Regions from separate parts of the Homo sapiens genome. Here region 2 is linked to region 1. Evidence: read pairs that join two places in POLR2A ChIA-PET (ENCODE). Cell type or tissue: MCF 10A. All regions are shown on one strand. Each heading gives the region's core, and the rest is flanking DNA. Links, peaks and the distances in the headings are about the cores only.

Evidence for each region. Peaks named below come from ENCODE experiments on the same cell type or tissue, not always from the same donor. Only the 100,000 strongest peaks of a DNase experiment are listed, where the experiment ranks them.
Region 2: POLR2A ChIA-PET joins it to region 1 with 6 read pairs; 6 of 35 experiments call an interaction of 5 or more read pairs at or near these places.

What each region holds. Positions count from the first base shown.
Region 1 is chr1:235,462,081-235,477,851 of GRCh38, forward strand. B3GALNT2 (beta-1,3-N-acetylgalactosaminyltransferase 2) reads right to left here. Exons shown (of 12, transcript NM_152490.5): 6 at 8,770-8,880; 7 at 3,556-3,634. Among named protein-coding and RNA genes, the nearest start is that of B3GALNT2, 34 kb to the right of the region's middle. RefSeq lists an enhancer at 14,373-14,872. In MCF 10A, for the core only: no CTCF peak of the experiment used is centred there; a DNase peak (open chromatin) is centred at 7,061.
Region 2 is chr1:235,351,065-235,366,835 of GRCh38, forward strand. It overlaps LOC124904559 (a long non-coding RNA gene), which reads right to left. Exons shown (of 2, transcript XR_007066957.1): 2 at 15,289-15,559. It also overlaps the pseudogene LOC100418822. Among named protein-coding and RNA genes, the nearest start is that of TBCE, 8.5 kb to the right of the region's middle. In MCF 10A, for the core only: no CTCF peak of the experiment used is centred there; no DNase peak of the experiment used is centred there.

The DNA.
Region 1 (15,771 bases), core at 2,986-10,985:
TTTTCAACATACATTTTTAACTTAACATGGGTTCAACAGGATGTAACATTGTAAGTCAAGGAGCATCTGTATAATTTAACACTTGATGGAAAGTGAAAGTGTTATAAAATTGTAACAGGAAAATGGCTTGTAACAACAGGAGTGCAGAAATTAAATACAAGCCTTTTAGACTAGTAACACATTTTGTTTCACTGCATGTATCTGAAAAATATGAGCATAAATTAATATGTCAGGAAAATGAAAGGATGTCTGCTTTTGCCACTTCTATTCAACATACATGTTCTAGCCAGGACAATCAGATAAGAAAAAAGGCATCCAGATTGAAAAGGAAGAAGCAAAACTCTCTCTTCTTACAGATGAAATGACCTTGCATGTAGAAAATCATAAGGTCTAACTTTAAAATGATTAAGTAATAAATACATGGATCTGTTCAGCAATGTTGCAGCACACAGATCAATCACAAAAACAATCTGTATGTCTATATACTCGCAATGAACAATCTTAAAATTAAATTAGAAAAACAATTCCACTTACAACAGCATCAAAAAGATAACATAAGTATTTAATAATTTAACAAAAGAAGTGCAAGACTTTTATACTGAAAAATCAAACATCATTGAAGGAAATTTAATAAGACATGGATGTTCAAAGACTTAATACTGTTAACACGGCAATACTCCCCAGGTTGATCCACAGATAGAATGCAATCCCTGATGGGAATGTGAACTAGTACAACCACTATGGAAAACAGTGTGGAGATTCCTTGAAGAACTAAAGGTAGATCTACCATTTGATCCAGCGATCCCATTAGGAAAGTAAGTCATTATATGAAAAAGATACTTGCACATGCATGTTTATAGCAGCATAATTTGCAACTGCAAAAATATGGAACCAGCCCAAATGCCCATCAATCAATGAGTAAAGAAAATGTGGTATATATATATATACCATGGAGTACTACTCAGCCATAAAAAGAAACAAAATAATGGCATTCACAGCACCTGCGTGCAGTTGGAGGCCATTATTCTAAGTAAAGTAACTCAGGAATGGAAATCCAAACATCGTATGTTCTCACTCATAAGTGGGAGCTAAGCTATGAGGATGCAAAGGCATAAGAATGATACAATGGACTTTGGGGACTTGGTGGGGACAGGGTGGGAGGGGGTAGGAATAAGACTACACACTGGTTACAGTGTACACTGCTTGGGTGATGGGTGCACCAAAATCTCAGAAATCACCGCTAAAGAACTTATTCATGTAATCAAACACCACCTGCTCCCCCAAAACCGATTGAAATTATATATTTATTCATATATATGCATATATATATATGCAATCCCTTAAAACATTCCAGCTAGGTTTTCTTTTTTTTTTTTGCACAAATTAACAAGCTGATCATAAAATTCATATGGAAGTGCAAGAGACCCAGAATAGCCAATCAAGCTTGAAAAAGAACAAGGTTGGAGGATTCACATTTCCTAATTTCTTTTTTTTTTTTTTTTTTTTTTGAGACGGAGTCTTGCTGTCACCCAGGATGAAATGCAGTGGCAATCTCAGCTCAATGCAACCTCTGCCTCCCAGGTTCAAGCGATTCTTCTGCCTCAGCCTCTGGAGTAGCTGGGATTACAGGCGCCCGACACCATGCCTGGCTAATTTTTTTGTATTTTTAGTAGAGACAGGGTTTCACCATGTTGGTCAGGCTGGTCTCGAACTCCTGACCTCGTGATCCACCTGCCTCGGGCTCCCAAAGTGCTGGGATTACAGGAGTGAGCCACCGTGCCCAGCCTCCCAATTTCAAATCTTACTAAAAAGCTACATAATCAAGACAGTGTAGTACTGGTTAAAGACGCAGACACATAGATCAATGGAATAGAATTGAGAGTCCTCAAGTAAATCCTTACATCTACAGTCACTGATTTTCAACAAATGGGTGCTGGGACAACTGGATATCCACATGCAAAAGAATGAAGTTAAACCTCTATTTCATGCCATATATGAAAATGAACATGGATCCAAGACCTACGTATAAGTGCTAAAACTATAAAACTCTTGGAACTGTAAAACAAAGGCACAAATCTTTGTGACCTCACATTAGACAATAGTTCCTTACATATGACAGCAAAAACATGTGACAAAATTGGACTTCATCAAAATTTACAACTTTTGTGTGTTAAAGGGCACCATTTGCAAAGCATGTATCTGATAAGGGACTTGTATCCAGCATATATAAAGAACTCTTACAATTCAACAATAAAATAATTTTATAAATGGGCAAAGGATCTGAATAGATATTTCTCTAAAGATATACAAATGACTCTCTCTCCCCTCCTTTCCTCCCTTCTTCCCTCCACCCCTCCCTCCCTCACCACCTTCTCCCTCTCTCCACCCCTTCCTCCCTCACTTCCTCCCCCTCCTCCCTCCCTCACTTCCCACATCTAGTTCATATACCATAATAATTCACCCTGTTAACAGTGTGCAGCCTCAGCAATATGACAAAACCCTGTCTCTACAAAACATTTAATAATTAGCTGGGCATGGTGGCATGCACTTGTAGTCCCAGCTATTCGGGAGGCTGAAATGGGAAGTTCACTTGAGCCCGGGGAGGTCAAGGCTACAGTGAGCTGTGATCATGCCACTGCACTCCAGCCTGGGCAACAGAGTGAGGCCTCGTCTCAGAAAAAAAGAAAAACAACGAAACAAAAAAGGAAGATATACAAATGGCCAATAAGCACATGAAGAAAATGCTCAACATCATTAGTTATTATGGAAATACGAATAAAAATCACAATGAAATAACAATTTACACCCACTAGGATTGGTATATTTTAAAAGACAGACAATTTATTAAGTGTTGACAAGAATATGGAGAAACTAGAATCCTCATATACTGACTATGGAAATGTAAAGTGGGCTGCTGCTTTAGAAAACAACCTGGCAGTGCCTCAAGTGATTAAACACACAATTATATGACCCAGGTCTTCTACTCCTAGACATTTAAGAGAAATGGAAATATATGACCACACAAAAACTTGTACCTACATGTTTACTACAGAATTATTCATATTCAAAAAGTAGAAGCAATCTAAATGTCCATCCATTAATGAATGAATAAAATAGGGCATATCGATGCAATAGAATATTATATGATCATAAAAAAGAAGTACTGATACATACAAAATGGACAGACCTGGAACACATGTTACAGCAAAGAAACTGACACACAGAGTACGTACTGTGCATTTCCATTTATGTGAAATGTTCAAAACAGGCAAATCCATAGAGAAAGAAAGTGCATCAGTAGTTGTTAGGGGGTGGGGGGTTGGGGAGGTAAGAATGAGGAGTAACTGCTAATGGGTGTGGGGTTTCCTTTTGGGAGGTGGAGCCGGTTGTAGAACTCTAAGAATACACTAAAACCACTGAACCACTTTAAAAGGGTGAATTTTATCTGAATAAAGTTTTTTAAAAGACAAAAAAGAAAAAATCCTTTTCTCTCAAGTATAAAGATTAAGTATAAGACATTCAGTGTACTTTTCAAGTTTCAACTAGCAAACTTACCCTGAATAGTATATATAAAACCACCTGCAACTCCCTCCACACCTTCCAAGAATTCATGAGGCAATGCACCCTCCCCAGCCTGAAAGGAATAAGAATGTACTCAGTGATTCATTACTAAAAATACACTGATCATATTTTAAAATCGATTTGACAAAAATCATAATATGACTCCACTTGCAGCAGATAAATGCATGTAAGATGCTGGTGCACTGGAGGCTTATAATATCAGGATGACATACGGTATTCTACTATTTTTGTTATCTAATTACAATACTAAAGATAAGATATACCCAACATTCCATAAGGTGTTCAGAATTGCAACTTACATAGAATCATGTTTATGTACTTGCTACTCTAGTAGTACAAAAAGCAATTGATTTTACATCCCAACCCCACCACTTAAAAAAATATGTATTACGACCTTTGATTTTTTGGAAACTAAAAATTCTCATGAGTTCAAATACATCTTGGCATGCTTTAAAGTTAAGAGACCATGCAGAGAAAGGCTCAAAATTAACAGTCTGTTCCAAATATTCAAATTGAACTCTACTGTATATTGATTAAAAAAAAATTTTTTTTTAATTTTTAATTTTTCTTTTTTTTTTTTTTTCAAATAAGAGACAGTGTTTCACCATATTGGTCAGGCTGGTCTCGAACTCCTGACCTCAGGTGATCCGCCTGCCTCAGCCTCCCACAGTGCTGGGATTACAGGCGTGAGCCACCACACCCGGCCTAATTTCATTTTACAGACAGGGTTTCACTCTGATGCTCAGGCTGAGTGCAGTGGTGCAATGATATCTCATTCTAGCCTTGAACATACAATCTTCCCATCTCAGCCTTACAAGCAGCTAGCACTACAGGTGTGCACCACCATGCCCAGCTAATATTTATAAATTTTTTGTAGAGAAGAGGTCTCACTGTGCTGCCCAGGCTGGTCTTGAACTCCTGGGCTCAAGTGATCCTCCCGCCTCGGTCTCCCAAAGTGCTGGGATTACAGGTGTGGGCCACTGTGCCCAGCCTGTTGATGTTGTTGAAGGTGCTTAAGCCTATTGTGCCAGCAGCCAATGACAGTCCTTTCTACTTCTTAGAATGGAGAATCTTTTATTATTAAAGAGTTATCTCTCTTCAAAAGTTACCCAATGGCCTTACTCAGAGTGAACTGTTTTACTTCTGTATACAGTAAACCACTATGGTACATCTACCAGAGTATTGTCTGGCTGTTGTGGGCTAGATCAGACAGTTAAGAGTCCATACTCAGTGTATTTACAGTATTTTTTCTACACCTTCATTTAATCAAGAGAGCTACTGCTTGGCTATTCTTAAACAGATCTTTTCAGAGTTGTACTGTACAAAGCAATGTTTTAAGGCCAGTAGAACAAGTAATCTGAGGTCACTGTAGTAACTTGTCATTTAATTTAAAATATGTTTGTAGGCCAGGCGCAGTGGCTCACACCTGTAATCCCAGCACTTTGGGAGGCGGAGGCGGGCGGATCACGAGGACAAGACATCAAGACCATCCTAGCTAATACGGTGAAACCCTGTCTCTACTAAAAATACAGAAAAATTAGCTAGGCATGGTGGTGTGTGCCTATAATCCCAGCTACTCTGGAGGCTGAGGCAGGAGTATCACTTGAACCTGGGAGAAGGAGATTGCAGTGAGCCAAGACTGTGCCACTGTACTCCAGCCTGGGTGACAGAGTGAGACTCCATCTCAAAAAAATAAATAAAATAAAATAAAATAAAAGTTCGTAGCCAAATGTGAAAATTACTAAAGGGGCAGGCTATAGATTCCAACGTTGTAGTTCCATAAAAGACTGTATATGCTTTATTTGTTATTTACTTATTTACTTTTTTTTTTTTTTTTTTGAGACGAAGTCTTGCTCTTGTCCCCCAGGCTGGAGTGCGATGGCGTGATTTCGGCTCACTGCAACATCTGCCTCGGGGGTTCAAGCGATTCTCTTGCCTCAGCCTCTCAAGTAGCTGACAGTCGCCTGCCAGCACACCTGGCTAATTTTTGTATTTTTAGTAGAGACGGGGTTTCACCATGTTGGCCAGGCTGGTCTCGAACTCCTGACCTCAGGTGATCCGCCTGTCTCGGCCTCCTAAAGTGCTGGGATTACAGGTGTGAGCCACCGCGCCCGGCCTACTTATTTAGTTTTTTGAGATGGAGTTTCACTCTTGTCGCCCAGGCTGGAGTGCAATGGCGTGATCTTGGCTCACTGCAACCTCTGCCTCCCGGGTTCAAGTGATTCTCCTTTCTCAGCCTCTTGAGTAGCTGGGATTACGGGCATTAGCCATCACGCCTGGCTAATTTTTATATTTTTAGTAGAGACGGGGTTTCACCATGTTGGTCAGGCTGGTCTCGAACTCCTGACTTCAGGTGATCTGCCCAACTCAGCCTCCCAAAATGCTGGGATTACAGGCGTGAGCCACAGCACCCAGCCTATGCTTTATTTTTTATTGTATATTTCTATATTGTTTTGGCTTTAGAACTCAATAGTAATTTCTGTTTATTAACTTCTCTCTAAAAGGTCACAACTTGGCTTTTTGCCTTTAAAATTTTTCTGACATCACTTGCTGGCAAGGGAATAAAGCTTAGTGAAAACTCTCAGCTGTACGCATTTGTGATGAAAATCTTAATTTGTACCTGGGGTTTCTTAGCGTAGGCTTTAAAAAGTTACCTGGTTTTGTTTTTGTTTTTTTAGGTTAACTGTATGTTTAAGCTATCTTTAGCCCTCTATAATAATTTTTACTCCCAAAGGCAGATCATTTGAGTCTTTACATTTGAACCTAGTTCTCAACTCAGAAACCTACCTTTTTTTTTTTTTTTTTTTTTGCGACGGAGTCTCGCACTGTAGCCAGGCTGGAGTGCAGTGGCGCGATCTTGGCTCACTGCAACCTCCACCTCCTGGGTTCAAGCAATTCTCCTGCCTCAGCCTTCCGAGTAGCTGGGACTACAGGCACCCGCCACCACAGCCAGCTAATTTTTGTATTTTTAGTAGAGACGGGATTTCACCATGTTGGCCAGGCTGGTCTTGATCTCTTGACCTCGTGATCCTCCCACCTCAGCCTCCCGAAGTGCTGGGATTACAGGCGTGAGCCACCGCGCCCGGCCAATTTATTTCTTTTAGTGTAACCAATATTACAGAATTTTGGCATATGCTGGGTATTTTAAAGTTTCATAAATAGAAAAGGAGGCAAGATAATAAGGAAAGATATAATTCCATAAAACTTTCTATTTTCAGTAAAAAATTTTTCATAAGACTTAAAATGAACTTTAGTAAACAAGTGGTGTGTGTGTTTACTAAAGTAAACACCATCTTTATTGTCCTCCATTTACTTTATGAAATTTACCTGTCATAATAAATCCTAAATCCTAAACATGAATGAAATCCTAAACATGGCCTACAAATCTAAATGTATAACTACATATGAATCTATGGGTCTATTTGTTTAATGTCTTTCTTCCTCACTGGACTGTAAGTTCCACGGTGGGCCACTAGTATGTCTATTTTACCCTGCCATTGTTTCTGCCTTACCACAGGTATGCAGGAAATGTTTTTTGAATGAGTAATAACGTAGCATATATTCATTTCAACTCAGAAATTAATCCATGTAAATGAGGTTAATATTCATTCACTAAGCTTGTGAATTTAAATGCCAAGTACATTCCTAATCATTGGACAGGAGATCGAGGAGAATAAAAGATTGTCTATGATTCCACCGTACAGACCGTTTGTTTACTAAAGTTCATTTTAAGTCTTCATATACCTGCTTTATTGACCTATATTTACTTTGAGAAATTCACCTGTCAAACTGTTTTAAATTTAAAGCAAAGCCGAATGAGAAATATGAGAGTCAGAAATCCCAGAGTTGCTTCAGCAAAATAAATGAAAGTACTCAATCTTATTTTCTATTTTTTTTTGTTTTGTTTTGAGATGGAGTCTCGCTCTGTTGCCCAGGTTGGAGTGCAGTGGCATGATCCTGGCTCACTGCAACCTCCACCTCTGGGGTTCAAGCAATCCTCCCACCTCAGCCTCCCAAGTAGCTAGGATTACAGGCATGCACCACCAGGCCCAGCTAATTTTTTTTTTTTTTGGATTTTTAGTAGAGACGGGGTTTCACCATGTTGGCCAGGCTGGTCTTGACCTCCTGACCTCCAGTGGTCCACCCACCTTAGCCTCCCAAAGTGCTCGGATTACAGGCATAAGCCAGCACACCCCGCCTTATTTTCCAATATTTTTATCTATAGTAGTTTTTTTTGTTTGTTTGTTTGTTTTGAGACAGAGTCTCACTCTGCCACCCAGGCTGGAGTGCAGTGGTGTGATCTCAGCTCACTGGAACTTCTGCCTCCTAGGTTCAAGCAATTCTCATGCCTCAGCCACCTGAGTAGCTGGGATTCCAGGCATGCGCCACCATGCCTGGCTAAGTTTTTGTATTTTTAGTACAGATGGGGTCTTGCTATGTTGCCCAGGCTGGTGTTAAACTCCTGGCCTCAAGTGATCCACCTGCCTCAGCCTCCTAAAGTTCTGGGATTATTGGCATGAGCCACCGCACCTGGCTAATTATAGTATTTTAACTGAGGTTTTATTTTCAAGGTGAGATAGTAAATACTCTGAATACTACTGAGCAAGTATTCTTAAAGAATGCTAACTTAAAAATTACTGAGAAATAGGCCAGGTGCAGTGGCTCATGCCTGTAATACAGCACTTTGGGAAGCGTAGGTGGGCGGATCACTTGAGCCCAGAAGTTTGCAACCAGCCTAGGCAACATGGTGAAACCCCATCTCTACAAAAAACACAAAAAGTTAGCTGGGTGTAGTGGTGCGCACCTGTAGCCCCAGCTACATGGGAGGATTGTTTAAGCCAGGAGGTGGAGGCTGCAGTGAGCTGTGATCGTGCTAGTGCACCCCAGCCTGTGCAACAAAGTGAGACCCTCTCAAAAAAAAAAAAAAAAAGAGAAATAAAATATTGCATTTTAAAAATGCATCAATCTTAAAGCAAAACTGTAAACTCACTAATGCTGGAGTTACAGGATCATATTTGAGTTTTTGCCTTTACTATGAAGACAACAACATTTGCTACTATATATGTTGTAAAACACACAAGAATCATTGCTCCATGCTGCCTGGGCTCTAAGGTAAATTTTAGAACAATTTTATATATTAAAAAGAAGCTAAAATATGCAATTAAACCTTAAAAAAAAACGACTTACTGTAATGACTCTGAGAACTCCCCCTCCATCATTCACTGTCACTTTGTGGAGATTTCTTGACACAAGGCCGTGGAGGTCTTGGCTCTCCCACACGATTGTACCTTCAAAGCTCTTTTGTAGAAAGATGAATAGTGAGTCAATTTCCTTATTGCTGTCATTTAGGTTTTAAGTATGCTTTCAGGCAAGATTTTTAGAGAAAATTTTTCCCAAAACGTATCATTTAAAATTTTCACCCCATAACTCTGACATACCACTGTTAGCGTTTGGTGTGTATCCTTGACCGTTTTTTCCATGCACATATAAAAAACCAATTACAAAGAGTATATACACAATTTTGCATACTGCTGTTTGCCATTTCCCATTGTATCAAAAGCATTTCCTTATGTTGTTGCAGCTGTCACAGCCATTCTTCCTCATGTGTGTATAACATCCCAATGAGCAGATACACCCTGATTTACTCATTTTCCCCTACTATTAGACATTTGGTTGCTACTAAATGTCTACTAAAATATCTACTAAGTATCTACTAAAATAATGTAGGCATGTTTTGGTGTACATGTTTATTTACTCCTAACAATTTGTTTTGTACTTACATTCCCAGAGTGAAATTACTGGGACAAGAAAGAGATATTTTTATGGATTTTGGTATACACCGCCAACTGCTTTTTGAAAGCAACTTTTACTAATTTATAGGGTTATCAGCAATGTATGAGAATGACAACTGCACTGTATTCTCCCTGGTATGGGATACTAGTAAACAAAAGTTTAACCTAATATACTAGATTTTTACAAAATGATTCCTTATTTAGTTGGATTTATTTTTCAGTTTTTGACACAGAGCCTCGCTCTGCCACCCAGGCTGGAGTGCAATGGTGCGATCATGGCTCACTGCAACCTTCACTCTCCAGGTTTAAGCGATTCTCTTGCTTCAGCCTCCCGCGTAGCTGGGATTACAGGCGCTCACTATCACGCCCGGTTAATTTTTGGATATTTAGTAGAGACAGGGTTTCGCCATGTTGGCCAGGCTGGTCTGGAACTCCTGACCTCAAGTGATCTGCCCACCCTGGCCTCCCAAAGTGCTGGGATTACAGGCATGAGCCACGGCGCCCTGCCTGAATTTAAAAAAAAAAAAAAAAGATTGGCTTAGTTGGATTTCTGATTCCTAGTGATGTTTATGAATTGCATGTTCTCTTCTGAGGACTGCCTTATCATGCTGCTTTGCCATCTGCCCTCTGAGTTTTCTATTTTTCTTGTTCATCTATGCAAGCTTTTAATAAAGTAATTATCTTAATCCTGTGCACATTTTATATGCTAAAATAGTTTTTCATTTGCTACTTAATGCTATTTTTGAAATTCAGAAGTCCATAAATTTCACCTTGGCAAATCTGACAAACTTTTCCTTTGTGATTATTACTATTAAATTCTGAGCTGAGAGAGCTATGCCCCCCTGTCCCAAGGTCTGATATATATTGAAATCTTAATGTCTTCTAATTTCTCCATGATCCCATTTTTAATTCTGTGCACAGCTGGCTCCTTAGTCCTGCTCAGGTCTCAGCTCCACTACCTTCTCCTCCGAGAGGCTTTCTCCAGATGTCCTCCAGAAGGCTCCAACTCCCAACTTCTATCACATCAACCTGTTTTATCTTATTAATACCATTTATCACTCTGATATTTCTTATTTTATTTTATTATTAAACTAACTGCCTCTACTAGAAGACAAACACCTTGAGAACAGGAAGGAGCTTGCCTGATCAACCACTGCATCCCCAGCATCGAGCCTGGCCTGACATGACTGACAACTCAAAATGTTTGCTGAATAAATAATGTTGAACTAAAAATCAACCAGAATTGACTATAGTATAGAGGATTAAATGAAAGATATACCTCTAATACTCTAAAAACTTTCATGTTAAAATGAAGGGATAAAGTACTTTACAATAATGTCTCATTTTAGCCAGCAGTATAGGGAAACCATACAAAATTCAATTTGATAAGCTAGGTCAGTGGTTTATAAACATTTTTTTCCCTCTGCACAGAGTGATATAAACTTTTTCTTTTTTTTTATTTTTATTTTTTTGAGACGGAGTCTCACTCTGTAGCCCAGGCTGGAGTGCAGTGGCGTGATCTCTGCTCACTGCAAACCCCACCTCCCAGGTCCTGGTTCAAGTGATTCTCCTGCCTCAGCCTCCCAAGTAGCTGGGATTACAGGAATGTGCCACCATGCCTAGCTAATTTTTGTATTTTCAGTAGAGATGGGGTTTCACCATGTTGGCCAGGCTGGTCTTGAACTCCTGACCTAGTGATCTGCCTGCCTCAGCCTCCCAAAGTGCTAGGATTACGGGCGTGAGCCACCGCCCAACCTTTCCCTTCCTTTCTTTCCTTTTTTAAAATAAATAATATTTTTTTCCTCCTCCAAAACAGATAAAAATATTCCAAGAGTCCGGATTCCTCAGGCAGTTTATCGCTCTGTATTCAGCTAATGTATTTTCTTCTAAAACTTTAATAGTGATAGAGTTTGGAAGGATTGATAGCATATATACTTAGGATAAGGAACTGATAGGACTTGGTGAGTACCTGGACATGAGAGTGACGATAACTCTCATGATTCTGGTTTAGGTGACTTGAGGAAAAGGAGATGGTTACCCAAGATTAAAAATACAGGCGATGAGAACAGATGGGATGGAGACAATGTTACCATTAGAATGCCCATGGGACATTCAAGTGGAGAAGTTCAGGAGGCAACTCAAAGCATGTCTGGAGTTCACAAGAGATGCTGGGGCTGTAATTATAGATTTAACAGCCTTCAGCATACAGGCAGTAATGAATGAAATTGCCTGGGAAGAATGAGTAAAATAAAACAGAAGGCTAGGTAGCAAATCCTAATGATTAATATTTAAGAGGAAAGCAAAAAGGAAATAATGAATCATACCAAAAGTAAAAACTATAGTGACCAGATAAAAATCCTCACCTTGAAACTACAAATCTAGAAAAGATGATGATAAAACGAGTAATTCTCTGTACTGTCCATTCAATTGACATGACATGTGACATGCTATTTCACAGTGGGTCCTTCCTGGCACCCAACTCCATTTTGTCTGTGACTAGGCTATGATACAACAAACAAATTCAATGAATAATTGAATGTGTTACCAGAAAAATTCCCTAGTCCTCCCAAATCATCTTGACTTACTCATGGAACTTAAATAACCCATCAGCTGTTTTGTTACTAAGCAAGGAAGAAGCTTTATCTTCCACCTATCTCCTAAACCTGTTTCTGCTCCACAACACAGTTTAATTTCTATTCCTCACCTCTGCTCTCATACACCTACTTTTTATTCTGATGTAAGGCAATTATGAAGCCAGGTATCTCTTAAGATCCAAAACAACTTGTTTATGGCAATTCCCTTACTAAGATCATAAAAACCAAAATAAAAGTTGGGAAAAAATAGCATGATACAGGTTGGAAAAATGAGATATCATATCTATCTCTCCCATAACATAAGCAAGCTGTCTGTAACTCCTTTCACGCATCAACTCTTTTCCATAAAGCTTCTAATTTCTCATCCAAACAACAGAGTAGCTTAAATATATACAGTACTTCTGTGCCTATAAACATTAACAACTTCTTGTGGATTGGAGAAATGACTATATATAAAGAATTTCAACCTTCACAAAAAATAAGGATATAGGCTGGGCACGGTGGCTCACACCTGTAATCCCAGCACTTTGGGAGGCCGAGGTGGGTGGATCACCTGAGGTCAGGAGTTCAAAACCAGCCTGGCCAACATGGTGAAACCCTGTCTGTATTAAAAATAAAAAAAATTAGCCAGGTGTGGTGGCAGGCACTCGTAATCCCAGCTATTCAGGAGGCTGAGGCAGGAGAATCATTTGAACCTGGGAGGTGGAGGTTGCAGTGAGCCAAGATTGAGCCATTGCACTCCAGCCTGGGCAACAGGAGTGAAATTCTGTCTAAGGATGTAAGCGTCCATAATGCTAACAATAACGTCGCTAGTGACTTAGGTGAACAAAAATAGTCTGCTTTTTACTGAAATTAGTTACAGGTTCCAACTGTACCATTAAGGACAACATAAAATTAGAGACATATATATATATATATATATATATATATATATATATATTTTTTTTTTTTTTTTTTTTTTTGAGACGGAGTCTCGCTCTGTCTCTGTCACTCAGGCTGGAGTGCAGTGGTATGATCTTGGCTCACTACAACCTCTGCCTCCCAGGTTCAAGTGATTCTCCTGCCTCAGCCTTCTGGTAGCTGGGACTACAGGCATGCGCCACCACACCTGGCTAATTTTTTGTATTTTTAGTAGAGATGGGGTTTCACCATGTTAGCCAGGATGGTCTGGATTTCCTGACCTCATGATCCACCCGCCTCGGCCTCCCAAAGTGCTGGGATTACAGATGTGAGCCACCACGCCCAGCCAAAACATAAATATTTTAAGAGAAACACACAGTAGTCTTCACTTGTGAAGAATCACTTGTGACGCCCACTGAGATTTATGCTTCAGTGAGCTACACAATGAAAACCTTACAGGCGACCTGCTTACTGGACAAGCTATACTGGGGACATGTGACTCCAGGCAATCACCAAGTGTGGAGGGAATACGATGATGAACTTCCTCTCGCAAATGGAATACACTACCTACTTCTCTTCTGTTACTCTTTGCTGATGATATGCCAGCAAACAATCACTATCATTCTTCCGAGCAAACAAACCCAATCAGCCTTGATGCAGTAAAAAAAAGGATTTAAAATTAAACATATTTTCAACACAAATAGAATTTTGTACAACAGGAGAGAATTTTTTTAATTGCTAAAAGTTTATTTTTTCTTTCTATTATATAAAGCTAATATATGTTTATTATGGAACATTTAGAAGATAGATATACAAAAAGAAGAAAATTAAAATCATCCATAATCTTAGCTCCCCACCAGGTATAGCCACTATTAAATAATTGCTTGCTTTTTGTGTGTGTGGTTATTTTTGTTGTTTGAATAGGGACTGGGTTTCATCAAGTTGCCCAGGCTGGTCGTCTCAAACTCATGGGCTCAATGATCTGCCCGCCTCGGCCTCCCAAAGTGCTGGGAGGATAAGCCTGAGACACCACACGTGGCCTGCTTGTTTTTTAAAAGAAAAAATATTATACAAAATTAATAAAGGTAATAAAATCAAGTCTATTTAGCCTAAAGCCTGAAGGGAGATAAAAAGCACAAGGCTATAGTCATTAAAACTCTTAATAACTAGACCTGGTGGCCAGGCGCAGTGGCTCATGCCTGTAATCCCAGCACTTTGGGAGGCCAAGGCAGGCGGGCGGATCATGAGATCAGGAGATCAAGACCATCCTGGCTAACACGGTGAAACCCCGTCTGTACTAAAAATACAAAAAATTAGCCAGGCGTGATGGCACACGCCTATAGTACCAGCTACTCAGGAGGCTGAGGCAGGAGAATTGCTTGAACCCAAGAGGCAGAGGTTGCAGTGAGCGGAGATCATGCCACTGCACTCCCGCCTGGGTGACAGAGCGAGACTCCGTTTCTAAACAAACAAACAAACAAACAAACTAGACCTGGTGTGGTGGCTCAAGCCTGTAATCCTAGACCTTTGGGAGGTGAGAGGATTGCTTGAGGCCAGAAGTTCAAGACCAGCCTGCCAACATAGCGACACACCCATCTGTACAAGAAATAAAAAATTTAGGCCAGGCGTGGTGGCTCATGTCTGTAATCTCAGCACTTTGGGAGGCCAAGGTAGGTGGATCACCTGGGGTCAGGAGTTCGAGACCAGCCTGGCCAACATGGTAAAATCTTGTCTCTACTAAAAAATACAAAAATTAGCCGGTGTGGTGGCATGTGCCTGTAATCCCAGCTACTTGAGAGGCTGGGGCAGGAGAATCACTTGAACGTGGGAGGCAGAGGTTGCAGTGAGCCAGAATCATGCCAGTGCACTCCAGCCTGGGTGACAGAGCAAAATGCTGTCTCAAAAAAAAAAAAAAGATATAAAAAATTTAGTTGGGTCTGGTGGCAGGTGCCTGTAGTCCCAGCTACTCATGAGGTTGAGGTAGGAGAATCATTTGAGCCCATATGGTTGAGGCTGCGGTGAGCTATGATCATGCCACTGGACTCCTGCCTGGGCAGCAGAGCCAGAGCCTGTCTCAAAAAAAAAAAAAATAAGTAAATAAAAATTAGGGGAAAAAAAAGTCTTAATAACTACAAAGGTAACTCACTATTTTGGCTGAGTACTTCCCATCATTAGTACCCACTGCCAGATATACCATCCTGAACACAAGCAAGGAAGGTTAACCCCTCTCCCCCAACCCAATTTTTATTTTGAAAAGCTTCAAACCTATAGAAAAGTTCAAATCACCATTCAAATCACCTAGACTCACCAACTGTTCACATTTTGCCACATTTGCCTTTTTGCTCTCTCTCCACACACACTTTTCTGTTGTTGGATCACTTAAAAATACAGATATCATGAATTTTTAACTTTAAGTATTTCAGCATGTATTTCCTAAGAACAAGGACATTCTAAGCGAAAATAATATTTTTTATGAACTAATCAAAATTTGCAATTCTTTCTATAAGGCTGACCAAGATAATGGAACAGACTCCATAAAACTGCGATTAGCTTGAAGCATTAAAGTTCATTTTCTTCCTCTTTGCTGCACCCCATGTGACTTTCTTTTGGAATACAGTTTCTCAACCTCAGCACCAATGACATTTTGGGCCAGATAATTATTTGCTGGGGCGGGGGTGGGGTGGTGTCCTGTGGCTGCAGGATGTTTAGCAGAATCCCTGTCCCTTTACCCACTAGATGCCAGTATCACCCTACATCCAGTTTTAACAACTGAAAGTGTCTCTATACACTGCTCTGTGCGCGGAGGGCAAATTGCCCCTGGTGAAGAAACACTGCTCTTAAAGAATAGGACCCCCTCAATCCAGATGAGGAGTATAATGATAATGACAACATCTATTGATCTA
Region 2 (15,771 bases), core at 3,294-11,293, 110 kb before region 1:
CTGTCAGGTGAATCCCTTGAAGTCAGGAGTTCAAGACCACCATGGCCAACATGGCAAAACCCCATCTCTACTAAATATGCAATAATTAGCCGAGTGTGGTGGCACATGCCTGTAGTCCCAGCTACTCAGGAGACTGAGGCAGGAGAATCCCTTGAACCCAGGAGGTGGAGGTTGCAGTGAGCCAAGATGGCGCCACTGCACTCCAGCCTGGGCAACGGAGCGAGACTCTGTCTCAAAAAAAAAAAAAAAAAAAAGATATCCTACAAGTTCTCACATTCATGCCTGTATTCATAATATGTCTGACATGTTTCCCTAGCCACTCATTAAATTTGCTGTATCTCTAACTTAAAGTTGTAATTTCTTGCTGAAGACCTCTCCAAATCAAAATGTCTATAATAAATAACAATGTAACTAAAAGAAACAAACCAATCCCCTTCACCCAGATAGAAAACGAGTAAGAGAATGGCCTTAGCTAAGTATTTCGTAGAGACCTTACAAAGCAAAACTTAAATATGGCCTTTGGTTAACTAATGGCCTTTCAAAGGCTATGACTGACTTAATACAAGGTCTTTTTGTTATGCCTTACAGACCAATTGCACTCTGCTGGTGAGACGCTGACTTCATAGTAAGGCAGCTGGAAAACATCTCTTTAACATGGATTCATGGCAGGATTTTTCCAATTCAAATAATGTACCATGTCCTTTAAAAGAAAAACAATACTCTTGGACCTCTACTGTTGACCTAGTTTTTTTTGTTTTACTAAATATATACTTAATATATAAAAGGTATACTTAATGCATAAAAAGGCATGAACTCTGTAGGTGCTATTAATACCCTTGTTTATTGGCTATTCTCCCATCCTAATTCTTCCTAATCACAGTTTAATTTCCTTTTGGTGAATTACCTCTCCCCAGTTGGGCACAGCCAAAGTAACCCATACAGAAGCCAAGGGGTATCAGGACATTGTTATATCTTTCCTCTCAGTGACCTGTACAGTCAAAGGTTGGATACATGACCTAATCTTGGCCAGTTGGACTGTCTCCAAGGAGATTCTTGAGTGGAGAAAACGCTTCACTTATCTGGCAGCATATGTTGGCCAAATGGTACCTGTTGCTGTGGTTCTTTGTCTCAGTTCTTTGTCTTGAACCTGAACCCGGTTCTCCTGCCCTCCTATTGTACTCTGAACTATCTAAAATCCTACTAATAAGTTAGTCAGGCTGGGCGCAGAGGCTCAAGCCTATAATCCCAGCACTTTGGGAGGCTGAGGCAGGCAGATCACCTGAGGTCGGGAGTTCAAGACCAGTCTGACCAACATGGAGAAACCCTGTCTCTACTAAAAATACAAAATTAGCCAGATATGGTGGCGCATGCCTATAATCCCAGCTACTCGGGAGGCTAGGGCAGGAGAATCACTTGAACCTGGGAGGGGGAGGTTGCAGTGAGCTGAGATCATGCCACTGCACTCCAGCCTGGGCGACAAGAGCAAAACTCTGTCTCAAATAAATAAATAAATAAATAAATAATAAGTTAGCCAGATCTCCCAGCTACATGAAGACAAAAAGAAAGCAAAAGATTCTATAAGAGATTATATAGTAAGTTACTATTTGTGAAAAAAAAAAATAAGGCCAGAAGCGGTGGCTCACGCCTGTAATCCCAGCACTTTGGGAGGCCAAGGTGGGCAAATCACCAGGTCAGGAGTTTGAGACCAGCCTGGCCAACGTGGTGAAACCCCATCTCTACTAAAAATACAAAAAAATAGCCGGGCATGGTGGCGCGCGCCTGTAGTCCCAGCTACTTGGGAGGCTGAGGCAGCAGAATTGCTTGAACCCGGGAGGCAGAGGTTGCAGTGAGCCAAGATTGCACCACTGCACTCCAGCCTGAGAAACAGACCAAGACACTGTCTCAAAAAAAACAAAACAAACAAACAAAAAAAACAAAAGAAAGAAAGAAAGAAGGAAGGAAGGAAGGAAGGAAAAAGCCGGGCATGGTGGCTTACGCCTGTAATCCCAGCAATTTGGGAGGCCAAGGCGGGCAGATCACGAGGTCAGGAGTTCGAGACCAGCCTGACCAATATGGTGAAACCATGTCTCTACTAAAAATACAAAAATTAGCCAGGCGTGATGGCTAACACCTGTAATCCCAGCTACTCAGGAGGCTGAGGGAGGAGAATTGCTTGAACCCAGGAGGCAGAGGTTGCAGTGAGCTGAGAATGTGCCACTGCACTCCAGCCTGGGAGACAGAGTAAGATTCCGTCTCAAAAAAAAAAGAAAAATATTTGCACAAAATATCTAGGGGTAGGACCTGGGAGACAGAGGACTAGGAGGTGGGAGGAGCAAGAGAGACTTCTCACTGTATACCTATTTATTACTTTTCATTTTTTGGAAGCATGTGAACATGTCATCTATTCAAATATTGAAATTTAAAAAATAAAGGCACCAGTAAATGAGAAAACCAACAATAAATGCTAAGCAGATAATTTCAAGAGTGGCTACTTACATTGGGTATCCGGGGAAGACCTCTGAGGGAGTAGCATTTAAGCTGAGCTCTGAATGATAAGAAATTAGCTATACCACAATCCTAGTAAAGAACATTTGAAACCAAAGGAATAGCCAACAAAGGTCATAAGGTGGGAAAGAATGGTGCCAATATGTACAAAGCAACATAGGTATTAGATTGTGTAGGAATTTGTAAATCATAGAAAGGACTTTAGGTTGGGTTTTTTTTTTTTTTTTTTTTTTTTTTTTTTTTTTTTGAGATGAAGTCTCGCTCTTGTCCCCCAGGCTGGAGTGCAGTGGCGCGATCTCGGCTCACTGCGACCTCTGCCTCCCGGGTTCAAGCGATTCTCCTGCCTCAGCCTCCCGAGTAGCTGGGATTACAGGCACCTGCCACCACACCCGGCTACTTTTTATATTTTTAGTAGAGACGGGTTTTCACTATATTGGCTAGGCTGGTCTCAAACTCCTGACCCCAGGTGATCCACCTCCCTCGGCCTCCCGAAGCGCTGGGATTACAGGCATGAGCCACTGCGCCCAGCCAGACTTTAGGTTTTAAAACTAACTGCAACTTGAAGCCGATGGATGGTTTTAAGAAAATGAGTAAGGCCAGGTGCCGTGGCTCACGCCTGTAATCCCAGCACTTTGGGAGGCCAAGGTGGGTGGACCACCTGAGGTCATGAGTTTGACACCTGAGGTCATGAGTTCGAGACCAGCATGACCAACATAGTGAAACCTCATCCCTACTAAAAATACAAAATTAGCTGGCCGTGGTAGCACATGCCTGTAATCCCAGAAACTTGGGAGGCTGAGGCAGGAGAATCACTTGAACCCAGGAGGCAGAGGTTGCAGTGAGGGAAGATTGTGCCATTGCACTCCAGCCTGGGCAATAAGAGTGAAACTCCATCTCAAAAAAGAAAAAAAAAAAGAAGAAGGGGAGTAAAGGCCAGGCGCAGTGGCTCACACCTGTAATTCCAGCACTTTGGGAGGCTGAGGCAGGCGGATCATGAGGTCAGGAGTTCGAGACCAGCCTGGCTAACATGGTGAAACCCTGTCTCTACTAAAAATACAAAAAATTATCCAGGTGTGGTGGTGTGCGCCTGTAATCCCAGCTACTCGGGAGGCTGAGGCAGGAGAATTGCTTGAACCCAGGAGGCGGAAGTTGCAGTGAGCTAAGATTGCGCCATTGTACTCCAGCCTGGGTGACAGAGCAAGACTCTGTCAAAAAAAAAAAAAAAAAAAGAAAGAAAGAAAGAAAAGAAGAGAGAAAAGAAAAGAAAAAAGAAGGGGAGTAACTAGATCTGAATTACCTTTATAAAAGATCATCCTGGCATCTGAGTGGATGATGGACTACAGAGAGTCAGAAGAGGAGGTAAGGAAACCAATTAGGAGGGTGTTTGAGTGTCCAGTGAGAGATGGTGGTAGCAGAGAACATGGTATGAAGTAGTTGAATTGGGGATTATTTAGAAAGTGGAGTTTATATGAATTACTGGTGGATAGGATGTAGAGTTAATGGAAAGAGGAGTCAAGGATGGTCTTTAGATTTTTTATAAGAAACTGAGTAGATGGTGATAAATCATAAATCAGACTTAGGAAGACAGGGAAAGGGTAGGTATTAGGGGGAAATTAGAGCTGCCTATCAAGCATCCAGGAGGAAATGTCACTGCATGCACAGGCTAGATTCAGGGGAGATTCAAGCAAGGCTGAAGTTAGATTTGTGGATCATTGGTGATCACTTAAGCCCAGGATTGGATAGGTTACCTAGAGATATTGTGTAAGAAAGAAAAGAAGGGGCCTCAGCACTGATCCTGGCATGCCACGTATAGGAGTATTTTTTTCTTTTCTTTTTTGAGATGGAGTTTCGCTCTTGTTGCCCAGGCTGGATTGCAATGGCACGATCTCAGCTCACCACAACCACCGCCTCCCGGGTTCAAGCAATTCTCCTGCCTCAGACTCCTGAGTAGCTGGGATTACAGGCATGTGCCACCATGCCCGGCTAATTTTTTGTATTTTTAGTAGAGACAGGGTTTCTCCATGTTATCAGGCTGGTCTCGAACTCCTGACCTCAGGTGATCCACCGGCCTCAGCCTCCGAAAGTGCTGGGAATACAGGCGTGAGACCCTGCGCCCAGGTTTTCTTTTTTTTTTTGAAACAGCTTTGCCAAGGCAAGATGGCTCCCATGCTGGTAATTCCAGCACTTTGGGATGCCAAAGAGGGAAGGATAGCTTGAGCCCAGGAGTTCAAGACCAGACCGGGCAACATAGTGAGACCTTGTCTCTAAATAAATAAATAAAAGCCAGGCATAATGATGCACACCTGTGGTCCCAGCTACTTGAAGGCCAAAGCGGGAAGATTGCTTGAGGTCAGGAGATGGAGACCACCCTGGGCAATATAGTGAGACCTTGTCTCTACAAAAAAAATTTAAAAATTAGCCAAGCGTGATGGCAAGTGCCTATAGTCCCAGCTACTCGGGAGGCTGAGGTGGAAAGATTGCTTGAGCCCAGGAGGTTGACGTTGCAGTGAGCCAAAATTACAACACTGCATTCCAGCCTGGGCAACAGGGCAAGACACTGGCTCCAGAAAAAAAAAAAAAAAAAAAAAAGGTTGGATCTGCTGGCTCACACTTGTAATCCCAGCATTTTGGGAGGCCGAGGCGGGTAGATCACCTGAGGTCAGGAGTTTGAGACCAAAAAATAATAATAATGATAAATAAATAAATAAATAAAAGAAAAAAACAGACAAACAAAGAGTTCAAGACTAGCCTGGCCAACATGGTGACATGGTAAAACCCTGTCTCTACTAAAAATACAAAAGTTAGCCAGGGGCTGGGCACAGTAGCTCATGCCTGTAATTCTAGCACTTTGAGAGGCTGAGGTGGGTGAACCACTTGAGGTCAGGAGTTTGAGACCAGCCTGGCCAACATGGTGAAACCCCACCTCTACTAAAAATACAAAAATTAGTCAGGTGTGGTGGTGCATGCCTGTAGTCCCAGCTATTTGGGAGGCTGAGGCAGGGGAATTACTTGAACCCAGGAGGTGGAGGTTACAGTGAGCCAAGATCGAGCCACTGCACCCCAGCCTGGGCTACGGAGCGAGACTCCATCTCAAAAAAAAAAAAAAAAAGTTAGCCAAGCGTGGTGGCACACACCTGTAATCCCAGCTATTCAGGAGGCTGAGGCACAAGAATGGCTTGAACCCAGGAGGTGAAGGTTGCAGTGAGCCAAGATCGTACCACTGCACTCCTGCCCGGGCAACAGAGCGAGACTGTCTCAAAAATAAATAATTAAATAAATAAACCTGCCAATAGCTTCTATGACCCAAAGATGAGATGCCCCTGGCCACCTCTAAAATCTCCTACAAGCTGATGTAACTATGAGAATTAAAGAGGACCCAAAACTGACTGAGATCAAATTTTCTGCTAGTCTTGCAAGATGGAGGTAGAGGAAGAATATACATTCTCTTCAGGATGCTGGACTGAGCGTGTGTTATTTTTTTCTCCCTTTTCAGAGAACACTAAAAGGAAAGTAAAAGAATAAAAAGGTTAATACAGCAAAATATAATTGAGAATGGGAAGGGCTAATTATGATCCATGTTAGTGAGTAAGAAATTTCAGGAAATTTCTTGGCCAGGCATGGTGGCTTATGCTTGTAAAACCAGCACTTTGAGAGGCTTAGGCAGGCAGATCACTTGAGGTCAGGAGTTTGAAACCAGCCTGGCCAACATGGCAAAACCTCTACTAAAAATGCAAGAAGTAGCCAGGCGTGGCGGTGCACACCTGTAATCCCAGCTACTAGGGAGGCTGAGGCGGGAGAATCGCTGGAACCTGGGAAGCCGAGGTTGCAGTGAGCCAAAATTGTGCCACTGCACTCTTGCCTGTGCGACAGAGCAAGACTCTGTCTCACAAAAAGAAAAAAAGAAGAAGAAGAAGAGAGACTAAAATGCAGAGACTGCAAGACTGCCCTTCAAAATGGAAGAGAGAGGCAGAATTGAGTTCTCTGCTTCAGAGTCACAGGCTGCAATCCAGGTGTCAGCCAGGTCTGGGTTCTCCTCAGAGGCTCTAGCAGGGAAGGATCCAATTTCAGGCTCCCTCGGCTTGGTAGAATTCATTTGCTTTCAGCTGTAGGATTCACAGTAGATTGCTTCCTCGAAGCCAGGAAGAAAGACAGAGACCCACACAGAGAGACAGGCAGGCTCTAGTGTCAGGCAGCTAACAAGACAGTCTTATAAAAATGTAATCATAGGAATGACATCCCATTATTTTTATCATTGTCTATTGGTTAAAAGCAAGTCACAGACCCTGCCCACACTCAAGGAAAGGGGATTAGGGAATTATACGGGGCTGAATACCCGGAGGCAGGGGTCACAGGGCCACCTTAAAGTCTGTCTCAAGTGGGTATTGTTTTGTTTTGTTTCATTTTGGCATTGGTAAGGAAGAGGGTATCAAAAGGTAGGGGCAGCTGCCTGTACATTGGATGAAAATATGCTGAAATTGATGGGGGCGAGTCCAGTCTAACCCCACCCCAACTCTGACTTCAGTCATGCCAAAGAAAGAGATATGGAGATTGGAGCTATTTCCTCACCATTTTATAACTTAACTGCCTGCAGAGTACTCTGTAGATCTAATGTACAGTACAAAAAGATGAAACAATAGAATGCGGAAGGCTGGGTGAGATGGCTCACGCCTGCAATCCCAGCCCTTTGGGAGGACCAGGCTAGCGATCACTTTGAGCTCAGGAGTTCGAGACCAGACTGGGCAACATGGTGAAATCCCGTCTCTACCAAAAAAAAAAAAATTAGGCATGGTGGAACATGCCCGTAGTCCCAGCTACTAGGGAGGCTGAAGCTGGAGAATGGCTTGAACCTGGGAGGCAGAGGTTGCAGTGAACTAAGATCATGCCACTTCACTACAGCCTGGGCAATGGAGTGAGACCCTGTCTCAAAAAAAAAAAAAAAAGGCCGGGTGTGGTGGCTCACGCCTGTAATCCCACCACTTTGGGAGGCTGAGGCAGGTAGATCACCTGTCAGGAGTTCAAAACCAGCCTGGCCAACACGGCGAAATCCCATCTCTACTAAAAATACAAAAATTAGCTGGGTGTGCTGGTGCGTGCCTGTAATCCCAGCTACACGGGAAGCTGAGGAGTAGAATTGCTTGAACCCGGGAGGTGGAGGTTGCAGTGAGCCGAGATCATGCCACTTCACTCCAGCCTGGGTGACAAAGTGAGACTCCATCTGAAAAAAAAAAAAAAATCAGAAGAGGTTTCGGTTGTATTGGATTGGACTCTTGTATTTATGATCAAGGAAGTTACAGCAAATGGGTAAGAGTTCAGAAAATTTTGGGGGGAGCTGAGATAAGGTGGAGGAAGCCACAGCTTCCAGACGTTAGATGCAAAAATGAAGGGTGATAGGGTTTGGATATTTTTTCCCCCAAAATCTCATGTTGAAATGTAATCTCCAGTGTTGAAGGTAGAGCCTAGTGTGGGAGGTGATTCTATCATAGGGGTGATTCTATCATATTAAACTCATTAATAGTTTGACACCATCCTCTTGGTGATAAGTTAGTTCTCCCTCAGTTAGTTCATGGGAGATCCAGTTATTTAAAAGTATGTGGCACCTCCCCACTAGCTTTCTCTTGCTCTGGCTTTTGCCATGTGACACACCTGCTCCCCCTTCGCCTTCCACCACGATTGTAAGCTTGCTGAGGCCCTCACCAGAAGGATATGCCAGCACCACACTTCTTGTACTGTCCAGAACCGTGAACAAATTAAATCTCTTTTCTTTAGAAATTACCCAGCCTCAAGTATTTATTTGTTTATTTGTGTTTTTTATTTTTTTGAGATGAAGTCTTGCTCAATCACCTAGGCTGGAGTGCAGTGGCATGATCTCGGCTCACTGCAACCTCCGCCTCCCTGGTTCAAGCCATTCTCCTGCCTCAGCCTCTCAAGTAGCTGGGACTACAGATGTGCGCCACCATGCCCGGCTAATTTTTGTGTTTTTAGTAGAGACGGGGTTTCGCCATGTTAGCCAGGCTGGTGTCGAACTCCTGACGTCAGGTGATCAGCCTGCCTCGGCCTCTCAAAGTGCTGGGATGACAGGCGTGAGCCACCATGCCTGGCCAAGTATTTCTTTATAGCAACACAAGAACAGCCTAACACGGAGGGGATGGGTCCTGGACCATTATTTAGAGTCATCCCATTCACCCCTTTCAGTTTCACAACCCATCCAAAGTAACCTCTCAGTGTTTTGCATTTTTTTTTTTTTTTTTTTGAGACAGAGTCTCGCTGTGACGCCCAGGCTGGAGTACAATGGTGCAGTCTTGGCTCACTGCAACCTCCACCTCCTGGGTTCAAGGGATTCTCCTGCCCCAGCCTCCCGAGTAGCTGGGACTACAGGTGAGAGCCACCATGCCCAGCTGATTTTTGTATTTTTAGTAGAGATGGGGTTTCACCATATTGGCCAGGCTGGTCTCGAACTCCTGACCTCAAGTGATCGGCCTGCCTGGGCCTCCCAAAGTGCTGGAATTACAGGTGTGAGCCACCACGCCTGGCTATTTGTTTTTTTTTTATACTTAGCATAATTATTTTGAGATTCATACATGTTGTTGCATAGATCCTCCATTCACTCCCTTTTATTGTGGAGGAGAATTCCATTTATGAATATATCACAATTTATTCATTCATCTTTTGATAGCCATTTGAATTGTTTCCTGTTTGGGGTTTATCAAAAGTAAAATTACTGGCCGGGTACGGTGGCTCATGCCTGTAATCCTAACACTTTGGGAGGCCGAAGCGGGAGGATCGCTTGAGCCCAGAAGTTCAAGACCAGCCTTGACCCCTCCTGGGGTCCCTCACCCTCACTCACAGCTCTACTCTGGTGAGGTGGCTGGTGGGGGAGTTGTATCTGGACCCCCAGTGGGTCCCAAGGGGTTAGGGGCTGCCTCATCCACTGGGGCCCCTGGTAGGAATAAGCAGCACCCCGCATGCACTACCCCCATTTCAGTATCAAGCTCGGGTTGGTGGTGCTCCCCCTACAAAGATGTCTAACACTCCAATGGGTGATGGGAACCTATCCTCTGCTTCACCACCAACCACCTTCCCCCATGTGGCACCAAACCTGCCTCCCCCATCTGCCCAAGCCCCCTCAACAATGCATCAGCAGCTGGGCATGGTGGCTCATGACTGTAGTCCCAGCAGTTTGGGAGGACAACACAGGAGGATCACTTGAGGTCAGCAGTTCGAGACCAGCCTGGCCAACATGGTGAAACCCCGTCTCTACTAAAAATATAAAAATAGTCGGGCGTGGTGGTGCGCATTCGTAGCCCCAGCTACTCGGGAGGCTGAGGCAGGAGAATCGCTTGAACTCAGGAGGCAGAGGCTGCAGTGAGCCAAGATAGTGCCACCGCACTCCAGCCTGAGATACAAATCTAGAATCTGTCTCACAGAAAGCAAAACAAACAAAAAACCCCAGCACATTAGCTTCTCCTCCAGGCCCGGGGCCCCTGCCCTGTGGCACAGGGAGAGAGCATCTGTCCTCTCCCTGTGCCACGGGGCAGGGAATGGGAGGGTTTCCTCCTGGCCCAGAGAACGACTTGACTCTAGCTCCCACAGCCCACCCTCTGCCCCGGCTCCCTGCTTCCTCTTCTTCCGCCCCACTGAGGTTTCTTTACTCATGCTCTAGTAGCAGCTCTGCGGCAGCCTCCTCTTCCAGTTCTTCCTCCTCCTCCTCTGCCTCCCAGTACCCTGCTTCCCAGGCATTGCCCAGGTATCCCCACTCCTTCCCTCTTGCAACAAGCCTCTCTGTCCCCAATCAGGCCCCCAAGTATACTCAATCTTCTCTTCCAGCCCAGGCTGTGTAGAGCCAGGGTCCCCCACAACCTCCTGTGGCGGCCTCTTAGGCTTCCTCCTTCTCCTGGAGGCCAATCCACTGCCCACATCACCCCCAACACATCACCATCACCACCAGCAGCAACACTGTGGAAGCTCCAGGCCCCCTCCACCTGGAGCATTTCCCCACCACCTGGAGAGCTGTAGCCACATAGCCCCATACCATGCACACTCTTTTTTTTTTTTTTTTTTTTGAGACGGAGTTTCACTTTTGTCACCCAGGTTGGAGTGCAGTAGTGGCACTATCTTGGCTCACTGCAACCTCTGCCTCCTAGGTTCAAGTGATTCTTCTGCCTCAGCCTCCCAAGTTCCTGGGATTACAGGCGCTCACCACCATAAGTGGCTAATTTTTGTATTTTTAGTAAAGACAGGGTTTCACCATGTTGGCCAGGCTGGTCATGAACTCCTGACCTCAGGTGATCCACCTGCCTCGGCCTACCAAAGTGCTGGGATTACAGGCGTGAGCCACAGCGCCCGGCCAATGCACACTCTTATGCCATGTGTTCCTCCCTGGGGTCTCTTTGGCTCTATCCATCAGGGCCAGCATACCTGGCCCCATCTCACAGCCAGATGTCCTACAGCCAAGCAGGCCCCAATTGCCCCCTACCTCCCACGGTCTCTTCTTCTCTTTTTTTCCTCCTCTCAAGGGTCCTACCCACTTTCACACACCTCCCAGGGCCCCTACCTCTTCCTGCTGGTGCCTACGGTCACCACCTCCTTGGCTGCCCTTTCCACTGCCATTGCTATTGTGGCTTCCTCACCAGCAGACTACAAAACAGCCTACTCGCCTGGGCCCACGCCATAGGGAGAGAAAGCTGCATCCCCAGGGACTAGAAGACAGGCCACACAGATACAAGCCAGGGTGCCTCTCTCCATCTGAAGGGGACCCCATCGGGTCAAACCAGTCTTGCCCACTGTGGGACCTGTCACTTGTGAGCCCTCAGGTGTCATCTCTGCCACCACCACCTGTGGCCCCTGCCTCAGGGTTACCCCTAAGCACCAGACAGATCAAACAGGAGCTTGCTGAGGAGTATGAGACCACTAAGAGTCCAGTGCCCCCAGCCTACAGCCTCCAACTCCTCCTAAGGTGGTGGTAGTCCTTTCCAGCCATGCCAGTCAGTCAGCCAGGTGAGTGGGTACGGGAGGGTGAGCCTGGAAGGGGGTTATGAAGGGGCGACAGAGAGTGGCACAAGAGGGGCTTTCTGTTTATGTGGTGGTTTTTGTTGTTGTTGTTGTTTTTTTGAGATGGTTTCGCTCTTGTTGCCCAGGCTGGAGTGCAATGGCGCGATCTTGGCCCACTGCAATCTCCGCCTCCTGGGTTCAAGCGATTCTGCTGCCTCAGCCTCCCAAGTAGCTAGGATTACAGGCATGTGCCACCACACCTGGCTAACTTTGTATTTTTAGTAGAGACAGGGTTTCTCCATGTTGATCAGGCTGGTCTTGAACTCCTGACCTCAGGTGATCCACCCACCTCAGCCTCCAAAGTGCTGGGATTACAGGCGTGAGCCACCATGCCCAGCCTATGTGGTGTTTTTTATCTTATTTTTTATTGAGACAAGGTCTTGCTCTGTCACCCAGGCTGGAAGGCTGGAGAGCAGTAGTGTGATCATGGCTCACTGCAACCGTGAACTCCTGGGCTCAAGCGATCCTCCCACCTCAGCCTACATGCCTGGAGCTGGGATGACAGGCACAGGTAGGAGCAACTGGCTAATTTTTTTATTTATATTTTTTGTATATTTTTTTTGTAGAGAATATATATATTTATATATATTTATATATATTTTTGTAGAGAATATATATAAATATATATTTTTATAATATAAAATATAAAAATATAAAAAATATATATTTTTTTTCTAGAGAAGGGGTCTCTATGTTGCCCAGGCTGGTCTCCAACTCCTGGGCTCAAGTGAACCTCCCGAAGTGTGGAGATTACAGGCATGAGCCACCGTGCCTGGCCTTTTGGTGAAATTTTGAGTCAAAAAAATTTTTTTTGAGACAAGGTCTGGCTCTGTTGCCCCAGCTGGATTGCAGTGGTGCGATCTCGGCTCACTGCAGCCTCTGCCTCCTGGGTTCAAGCAATCCTCCCACCTCAGCCTCCTGAGTAGCTGGGATTACAGGTCCATGCCACCACACCCAGCTAATTTTTGTATTTTTAGTAGAGATGGGTTTCACTACGTTGGCCAGGCTGGTCTCAACCTCCTGGCTCAAGTGATCCACCCGCCTTGGCCTCACAAAGTGCTGGGATTACATCATGAGCCACTATTCCTGGCCTTCACTCAAATCTTTTTGTCCATTTTTCTATTGGGGTTTTCTTTTTCTTATTGTTCAGTTTTGAGGGTTCTTAAATATATTCTGGATTGAATGGGCTCATGGATATTTATGAAATCATGCCCCCCAAGAGTTAAAGATACCAGTGACTGTTACCAAGCAAAAGGAGCTCACTGCCCGGTGGTACAGAAGTCAAATGCTATGGCACTAGGTTTTTGAGAAGAAAAAAAAAAAAGCTTTATTGTGAGTCAGCCAACAAAGAGACAGGAGGCCAGCTCAAATTGGCCTCCCTGTGCAATTCTTAAGTCAGTGCTTTTTAAACTTTTTATTGTATTTTATTTTTTAGAGACAGAGTCTTGCTTTTTTGCTCAGGCTGGAGTGCAGTGGCTTGATCTCAGCTCAGGTCACTGCAACACCTGCCTCCCAGGTTCAAGCAATTCTCCTGCCTCAGCCTCCCCAGTAGCTGGGACTAAATGTGCATGCCACGATGCCCGGCTCTTTTTTGTATTTTTTTTTAGTACAGATGGAGTTTCACCATGCTGGCCAGGCTGGTCTTGAACTCCTGACCTCAAGTGATCCACCCACCCCTGCCTCCCAAAGTGCTGGGAGTAAAGGCATGAGCCACAACGCATAGCCTGCAAATGGGTTTTGTTTTATTTATTTATTTATTTATTTATTTATTTATTTATTTATTTATGAGACGGAGTCTCGCTCTGTTGCCTAGGCTGCAGTGCAGTGGTGTAATCTCAGCTCACTGCAACCTCCGCCTCCCAGGTACCAGCAATTCTCCTGCCTCAGCCTCCCAAGTAGCTCGGATTACAAGGGCATGCCACCACACTCGGCTAAGTTTTGTATTTTTAGTAAAGACGGGATTTAACCATGTTGGTCAGGCTGGTCTCAAACTCCTGACCTCATGATCTGCCCACCTCGGCCTTCCAAAGTGCTGGGATTACAGGCGTGAGCCACTGTACCCAGCCTCTACAAGTGGGTTTTTAAAGGAAAAAAGAAGAGGTAGTTCCTAAGTTGTTTACCAATAATAATTTACATTAAAATAAAATAAGTTATTGATTGGCTACACATTGTTTTATTTTATTTTATTTTTTGAGATAGAGTCTCACTCTGTAGCCCAGGCTGGAGTGTAGTGGTGATATCTGGTCTCACTGCAACCTCCACCTCCTAGGTTCAAGCAATTCTCCCGGCTCACCCTCCCAAGTAGTTGGGACTACAGGCACGCACCACCATGCCTGGCTAATTTTTGTATTTTTAGTAGAGACGAGGTTTCACCATATTGGCCAAGCTGGTCTTGAACTCCTGACCTGGTGATCCGCCCGCCTCGGCCTCCCAAAGTGTTGGGATTACAGGCATCAGCCACCGCGCCTGGCCTATTTTTTCTTTTCTCACCAACTAATGGAAAAGTGAGGGCTTTATTTATGTATTCATTTTCAGATGGAGTCTTGCTCCGTCCCCCAGGCTGGAGTGAAGCAGCACGATCTCGGCTTACTGTAGCCTCTGCCTCCTAGGTTCAAGCAATTTCTGCCTTAGCCTCTTGAGTAGCTGGTTTTACAGGCATGTGCCACCACACCCCACCCAGCTAATTTTTTTTTTTTGAGACGTAGTCTAGTTGTGTCACCAGGCTGGAGTGCATGGCGCGATCTCGGCTCACTGCAACCTCCGCCTCCCAGGTTCAAATGATTCTCCTGCCTTAGCCTCCCAAGTAGCTGTGATTACAGGCACACAGCACCATGCCCAGCTAATTTTTGTATTTTTAGTAGAGACAGGGCTTCACCCTGTTGGCCAGGATGGTCTCAATTTCTTGACCTTGTGATCCACCCGCCTCAGCTTCCCAAAGTACTCGGATTACAGGCATGAGCCACCACGCCTGGCCTTTTTTTCTTTTTTGAAACAGGGTCTCACTCTATTGCCCAGGTTGGAGTGCAGTGTTGAGATCTCAGCTCACTGCAACCTCTGTCTCCCCTGCTCAAGAGATTCTCCCAACTCAACGTCCTGAGTAGCTGGGACTACAGGCACCTACCACCACGCCTGGCTAATTTTTGTGTTTTTTTAGAGACAGGGTTTCGCCACATTGCCCAGGCTAGTTTTGAACTCTTGAGCTCAAGTGATCTGCTTGCCTCGGCCTCCCAAAATGCTGGGATTATAGGTGTGAGCCACCGTGCCCTGCTGAGGAGAGTCTTAGTTTGGGATCCATGGATTCCTTTGAGGCCTATTCATGGGCTTCAAAGGATTAATCAGTCCTTGAAATCATACGCAAAATTTGTGTGTAGGTAGATAGCTTTTATCAGATTTCCAATGTGGTTTTTAATCCCCTCTTCCAAAGAAAAAACAATCACTGTAATATCTAGTTTCTAGTTTCAAGGAGTGAACTATCAAAGTATAAAACAGTAGAGACATCCAGCAGGATACTGACTGTTTGTGTCCATTTAATATGACAATTAGAAGGTCACTTCTTGGAAGAGTCATTTGGCTTTGCTCCCTCAATTTCCTTTCCACTTCACCTCACTTCAGTCTGGTTTTGGAATGCTAACACTCACTCTACCCAAACTGCTCTTGTTGTGGAGTCTGTGGTATCCACCAATGGGTTCTTTCTGCCTGCTGCACAAACAAAATTAATTGACAGAAACCATGGCATTGCAGTAAAGAAAGTTTAATTGACGCGAGGCTGGCCATGCCACGTGGGAGACAGAGTTGTTACTCAAATCCATCTCACCAAAGGCTCAGAGGTTAGGGGGTTTTTCAGATAGTTTGACAGGTACGGGGCCAGGGAATGGGGAGTGCTGACTGGTTGGGTCAGAGGTGAAATCATAAGAAGTAGAAGCTGTCCTCTTGCACTGAGTTGGTTCGTGGATCCCCAGGTTGATGAGTCAGGGTGGGGCCATCCACTTGTCAGAAATGCAAAAACCTGAAAAGACATCTCAAAAGGCCAATCTTAGGTTCTACAACAGTGATGTTATCTGCAGGAATGATTGGGGAAGATGCGAATTTGTGACCTGTGGAATAATGGGTGGTAATCATTTAACTACAATTACAACTTAGAAGAATTCAGGACCCTCTCATTCTCCTAACTTGGTGGCCTTTCATTTAGTTTTAAAAGGGCAGTTTTGGGGAAGGGTT